2 separate regions of the Homo sapiens genome follow, and region 2 is linked to region 1. Evidence: read pairs that join two places in POLR2A ChIA-PET (ENCODE). Cell type or tissue: A673. All regions are shown on one strand. Links, peaks and the distances in the headings refer to the core of each region. The heading gives the core; the rest is flanking DNA.

The links. ChIA-PET counts read pairs that join two places held together with the same protein. Peaks named below come from ENCODE experiments on the same cell type or tissue, not always from the same donor. Only the 100,000 strongest peaks of a DNase experiment are listed, where the experiment ranks them.
Region 2: POLR2A ChIA-PET joins it to region 1 with 13 read pairs; 4 of 35 experiments call an interaction of 5 or more read pairs at or near these places.

The regions. Positions count from the first base shown.
Region 1 is chr14:50,809,509-50,812,423 of GRCh38, reverse strand. All of the region lies in intron 3 of NIN (ninein), which reads left to right. Among named protein-coding and RNA genes, the nearest start is that of NIN, 20 kb to the left of the region's middle. In A673, for the core only: no CTCF peak of the experiment used is centred there; no DNase peak of the experiment used is centred there.
Region 2 is chr14:50,963,246-50,966,160 of GRCh38, reverse strand. No RefSeq gene overlaps it. Among named protein-coding and RNA genes, the nearest start is that of PYGL, 20 kb to the right of the region's middle. In A673, for the core only: no CTCF peak of the experiment used is centred there; a DNase peak (open chromatin) is centred at 1,290.

The DNA.
Region 1 (2,915 bases), core at 101-2,600:
GTGTGAAAGTTGAGGATTTGACTTCCAGCAGCAAGGGATTTCCCTGAGGGGTCAGACCAAGAGGGAAGTGGGCCTGAGCCAGGCAGGCTTGCTGGGCTCTGATGAGTCCAGTCAGAGTCCTGGTGCATGCTTTTTCTACCTCTCACCTTTCAATTTTGAGGTAGGGTCTCTGCCTTGACTGTGTCACATGAATATTGTGAGATTCAAATGACAAAATGTCTAGGAAAGAATGAACCTACGATAATATCGTCATTCATCTAGCATTATCCATGACCCACGTTCGTAAAAAAAATTTTTTGTTTCAGAGACAGAGTCTCGCTCTGTCACCCAAGCTGGAGTGCAGTGGCGTGATCTCAACTCACTGCAATCTCCACCTCCTGGGTTTAAGCGATTCTCCTGCCTCAGCCTCCTGAGTAGCTGGGACTACAGGCACTGCCACCACGCCCAGCTACATTTTTTTTTTTTTTGGAGACGGAGTCTTGGCTCACTGCAAGCTCCGCCTCCCGGGTTCACACCATTCTCCTGCTTCAGCCTCCCGAGTAGCTGGGACTACAGGCGCCCGCCACCACGCCTGGCTAATTTTTTGTATTTTTAATAGAGACGGGGTTTCACCACGTTAGCCAGGATGGTCTCGATCTCCTGACCTTGTGATCCGCCCACCTCAGCCTCCCAGAGTAAATTTTTTTAGTAGAGATGGGATTTCACCGTGTTGCTAAGGCTGGTCTCAAACTCCTGAGCTCAGGCAATCAGCCCGCTTTGGCCTCACAAAGTGCTGGGATTACAGGTGTGAGCCACTGCAAAAGCCCATAAAATTGTTTAATACCTGGATCTTTTGCCCCATTTAATGGTAGACCAAAAAAAAAAAAAAAAAAAAAAAAAGCTTGACCATTGGGGATTTAAAATTTTAGTTTTATCATATACAAGAGTGTATTAAATACAACTAGATTGTTCTTGATCATTTCAAATCTCCTGACCCATTAGTTTTTCTTCTGTGTTGTAAGAGTAATACCCTCAAGGCCGGGCGCGATGGCTCACACCTGTAATCCCAACACTTTGGGAGGCCGTGACGGGTGGCTCACCTGAGGTCAGGAGTTTGAGACCAGCCTGGGCAACATGGTGAAACCCCGTCTCTACTAAAAACACAAAAATTAGCTGGGCGTGGTGGTGGGCGCCTGTAATCCCAGCTACTCATGAGGCTGAGGCAGGAGAATTGCTTGAACCCGGGAGGTGGAGGTTGCAGTGAGCCAAGATTGCGCCACTGCACTCCAGCCTGGGTGACAAGAGCAAGCCTCCATCTGAAAAAAAAAAAAAAGTAATAGCTTCAGGATTCACTTAATGAATCCTTGCCTCAACACTAAGCATGGATACATGCCCCAACACCAGACAACCCCGGCCTATTAAGTTTTTGAATGCACATGTTGTCTTTTTTTATAGTTTATGTAGTTTTTAGTAGAGTTTTAAAGGCTGGGCGCGGTGGCTCACGCCTGTAATCCCAGCACTTTCAGAGGCCGAGGTGGGCAGATCACGAGGTCAGGAGATCGAGACCATCCTGGCTAACGCGGTGAAACCCTGTCTCTACTAAAAATACAAAAAAAATTAGCCAGGCATGGTGGTGGGCGCCTGTAGTCCCAGCTACTCGGGAGGCTGAGGCAGGAGAATGGCGTGAACCCAGGAGGCGGAGCTTGCGGTGAGCCGAGACACGCCACTGCACTCCAGCCTGGGCAACAGAGCCAGACTCCATCTCAAAAAAAAATAATTAATTAAAAAAAATAGAGTTTTAAAAACACCTTTGTAAAGTGTAAGAAGTATTATACTTTATTTTTGTTTGAAGGAGGATGGTTAATATCTTTCCTCCATCTCAATATGTCAATAATTGCTTCTTTTTATTTTATATTTTTTGAGATGGAGTCTTGCTGTGTTATCAGGCTGGTCTCAAACTCCTGGCCTCAAGCAGTTCTCTTATTTCAGCCTCCCAAATAGCTGGGATGACAGGTGCACGCTACCACACCTGGCTAATATGTTAATAATTACTCCTTGTACTTTTAGCTTGGAGTGCCCCTGTCTTTTATTTCCTGCTTCCAATCTGCAGTGAGTTGGGAAGCAGGATTATGAAGTTTATAATAATCAGGTAGAGTAGGAATGTGGAAAATACTGAGTTGGTCCTTTGGCATTTTCTTTTTTTTTTTTTTTTTTGAGACGGAGTCTCACTCTGTCGCCCAGGCTGTAGTGCAGTGGCCCAATCTTCATTCACTGCAAGCTCCGCCTCCCGGGTTCATGCCATTCTCCTGCCTCAGCCTCCCGAGTAGCTGGGACTACAGGCGCCCGCCACCACGCCCAGCTAATTTTTTGTGTTTTTAGTAGAGATGGGGTTTCACCGTGTTAGCCAGGATGGTCTCGATCTCCTGACCTCGTGATCCACCCGCCTTGGCCTCCCAAAGTGCTGGGATTACAGAGTCCTGTAGCATTTTCTACAGGATGAGTGCCTGGGCTTTATGACACCTCCCTCAGCTTTTGATCCCATGTGTTTCTTTCCTGGTTGTCTGTAGTACTCTAGATAGGTGAGGCTGTGAAATAAACTCCATATAAATGAAGCTTATACAGTCTCAAAAGCTTGTGTGTTTGTCATACCATATTCAAGGGATACTTAGGCCTCATGTAAAGCCTTGGAAGTTAATTAGAATTAATTCCAGATTATAGATGTCTTTGTCATGTGTCAGGGAAAGTAAAATTCAGGTACATGCACTACTGAGTGACCTTCAAACAATGAATTGAACTATGTGAGGACCAAATTCAGGAAGGTTATTTCCAATGGCCTCCATCAAAACTTACGCCTTTAGAAGACCCTGGGGAGACTCACAGAGTCAAGTTAAAGAATCTGAAATCTTCCAAACACCTTCCTTTTGAAAGAGAACCTT
Region 2 (2,915 bases), core at 245-2,744, 150 kb before region 1:
ATGATTGCTACACATAGGATGTACCACAGACAACACACTCATTCATACGATTAATATTTAATGAGCACCTATTAAGTGATAAATGCTGTTGTAACAATGCTATTACTGGGAATACCAGTGAATAAAATAGACAAGGTCCCTACGTTCTTAGAGCTGATATTCAAATAGGGAAATAATAAGTAAAGATCAAAATCATTTTAAGTCTTAATAAATACAACACAGGAAATCCAACAGGCTATGAGATAGAGAGATATGGAAAAGTCAGCAATTACCTCTCTGAAGGGGTTATATTTGGGTTGAAGAAGCCAAGACCAAGGGAAGGGGTAAAGGCCTTGAGGCGGGAACAAGCCCAGTAAGTCAAAGAGTTAGTGAGGGTGAGGTGCATGCAGTGAGAGGAAGGAGGGTGGAGAGCCCAGCCTGCTGAGGTTATATGAAAATGCTACACCATTTTATATCAGGGACTTGAGTATCTGTGAATTTCAGTATCTCAGGGAGGTCCTGGAACCAATGCCCCCGCAGACACTGAGGGACCACTGCAGGGAGGCCCTGCCAGGCAGGTGTGCCAGATAGGAATCTTTGGCTACAAAAACACCCAACCTGACTGTGGCTGACCTAAAGGCATAGAAGGAATATGCGAGAAAGACATGGGGCAGCTCAGAAAGATGGGAACGAGGGCAGCTCTGGGGATCAAGGTAGCAGGAACTGATGAATATCGGGTCTTATCAGAGACTGCCAAGGGGGCGCAAAAGCTCCAGCTCATCCTCATTTTATTGTCTCACTGCTCAAGATTTAATTCCAGAAAGATGGTGTCTGGTTTTGCTTGTATCCTGGGTCTACCTCTTAGCTGAGGGAGGGCAGGACATCACCACTTAGAATTCCAGCCACTGAATCCAATTTGAGTGCTATTTCTAGAAAAGTAGGGATAGAGGCTTGGCAGCAAAATGAGCAAGGACCCCTGCACCATGATGAAGTATTTGGGCTTATTCCAAGTGTAGCAGGAAGCCACTGGTGGGTTTTAAGCAAAGTGAAGTGACAGGTTATATCTACGTAATGTTTTAAATAAATGAATGCTGTTTAGTCTGGGCCTTTAATTTCTGGGATTTTTTTTTTTTTCTGAACAAAAGTAAATGCTTTGGAAATGGCAGAAAGCTGGGAGACATTTACAATCGTAGCAGAGAATAAACAGTGAGAGGGGAGGTTCTCTTCTATATTGACTTTATGTCTCAGAATGTCAAATGCTCACAGCTGATCTAGCTCAAAAAACAACATAGCTTCTACAACTCGGTAGAAACTGGGACCACAGCCAACTTGACTTGACACGTCTTTCCCAAGAAATGAACACAAGAAATTGCTGCCTCTAAGCTACCAGAAACTGAGCTGGGAATTTTTTTCTGATATAAAGATCTACACAACTGGTTTCAAAATTTTTTTAATTCTTTGAATCTTATTCACCTGAAAATCTGTCTCGTGGACTCTGGGGTCACAAAAACCCAGTTCCCAGCCCAGGTCAATCACTTACTAGATGTGAGCTTAGACAAGGTAATTAACCTTAAACAATAGTTTTAGTTTATCATAAATTAGAGATAATAATATCCATATCCTAAGGTGGTTGTGAGGATTAAGTTAGAAAATATGCTGTGTCTAGTGCAGGAGGAACTCACGGAGATTCCTCTTGTTTAAGCTGTTTATCCTTGCAATGGAGAATGGTCAGTATATAATTAAACATACATTGCTATTACGTTCACAGTGAGGATGTGGAGGGGTAAAATGATTTACAAAGGGTTTTGATTTTGAGTAACTTAAAAAGATTTATAGTCCTTGAATATAGTTCCCACCAATACTTCTTAGGGCAGGTATTAAGAGTAACTGTTACTGTTACTGGAGTGCTCAGTGTGTCAGGCACTATTTGAAGCATTTCATATTTATTAACTCATTTAATTTATACAACAACATCATGTCATTGGATTACCATTATCCCCCATTGTAAAAATTAGGAAACTATAGCAAATAAAGTTTCTGTATTTGCCCAAGGCCACACAGCTGGTAACTGACAGAGCTGGAATTTAAACCCTTACATGTCGGTTCTAGGGCCTTCACTCTTTTTTTTTTTTTTTTTTTTTTTTGAGGCAGAGTCTTACTCCGTCGCTCAGGCCAGAGTGCAGTGGCGCGATCTCAGCTCACTGCAACCTCCACCTCCCAGGTTCAAGCATTCAAGCAGTTCTCCTGCCTCAGCCTACCAAGTAGCTGGGACCACAGACACCCGCCATCATGCCCAACTAATTTTTGTATTTTTAGTAGAGACAGGTTTTCGCCATGCTGGCCAGGCTGGTCTCGAACTCCTGACCTCAGGTGATTCGCCCACCTCAGCCTCCCAAAGTGCTGGGATTACGGGAGTGAGCCACCATACCCAGCCCTGGGGCCTTCACTCTTAACCATACTTTCCACATAGCAGAGAAGCACGAATCCACACATTCCCCAGCGAGCTGCTCCATCCCTTCCGTCCTCATATGCAAAGCTGTTCCACTTGGGATTTGGAGTAACAAATTAAAATTCCAGTTTTGTGTGTATTTTGTGGGTCCTCAAACATAGATTTGAATGATTTTCAAGTTTTAAATTGTGTTTAGCAGTAATTTATGTGAATATGCATTACCTGGAGGCAGAGACCATGTCTTCTTCAATATGACTCCATGCACCTATTGTTCCCTGTAAGCTGTTCCATGTGCACGTGAACAAACCAACCACAACTGCCCATGCACACACCTCTAATACTAAATACTGAGCAATGCTTCTCAGCTCCATCTGCTCACTACACTGGCATGTATGGCTTAAAGAAGATGTTATCAACTGGGATCAAAGAGTGGCTTTGGAGGAGAGGGAAGTCAGTCTTTCTCCCCCATTTGCTGGAATAGATTGAA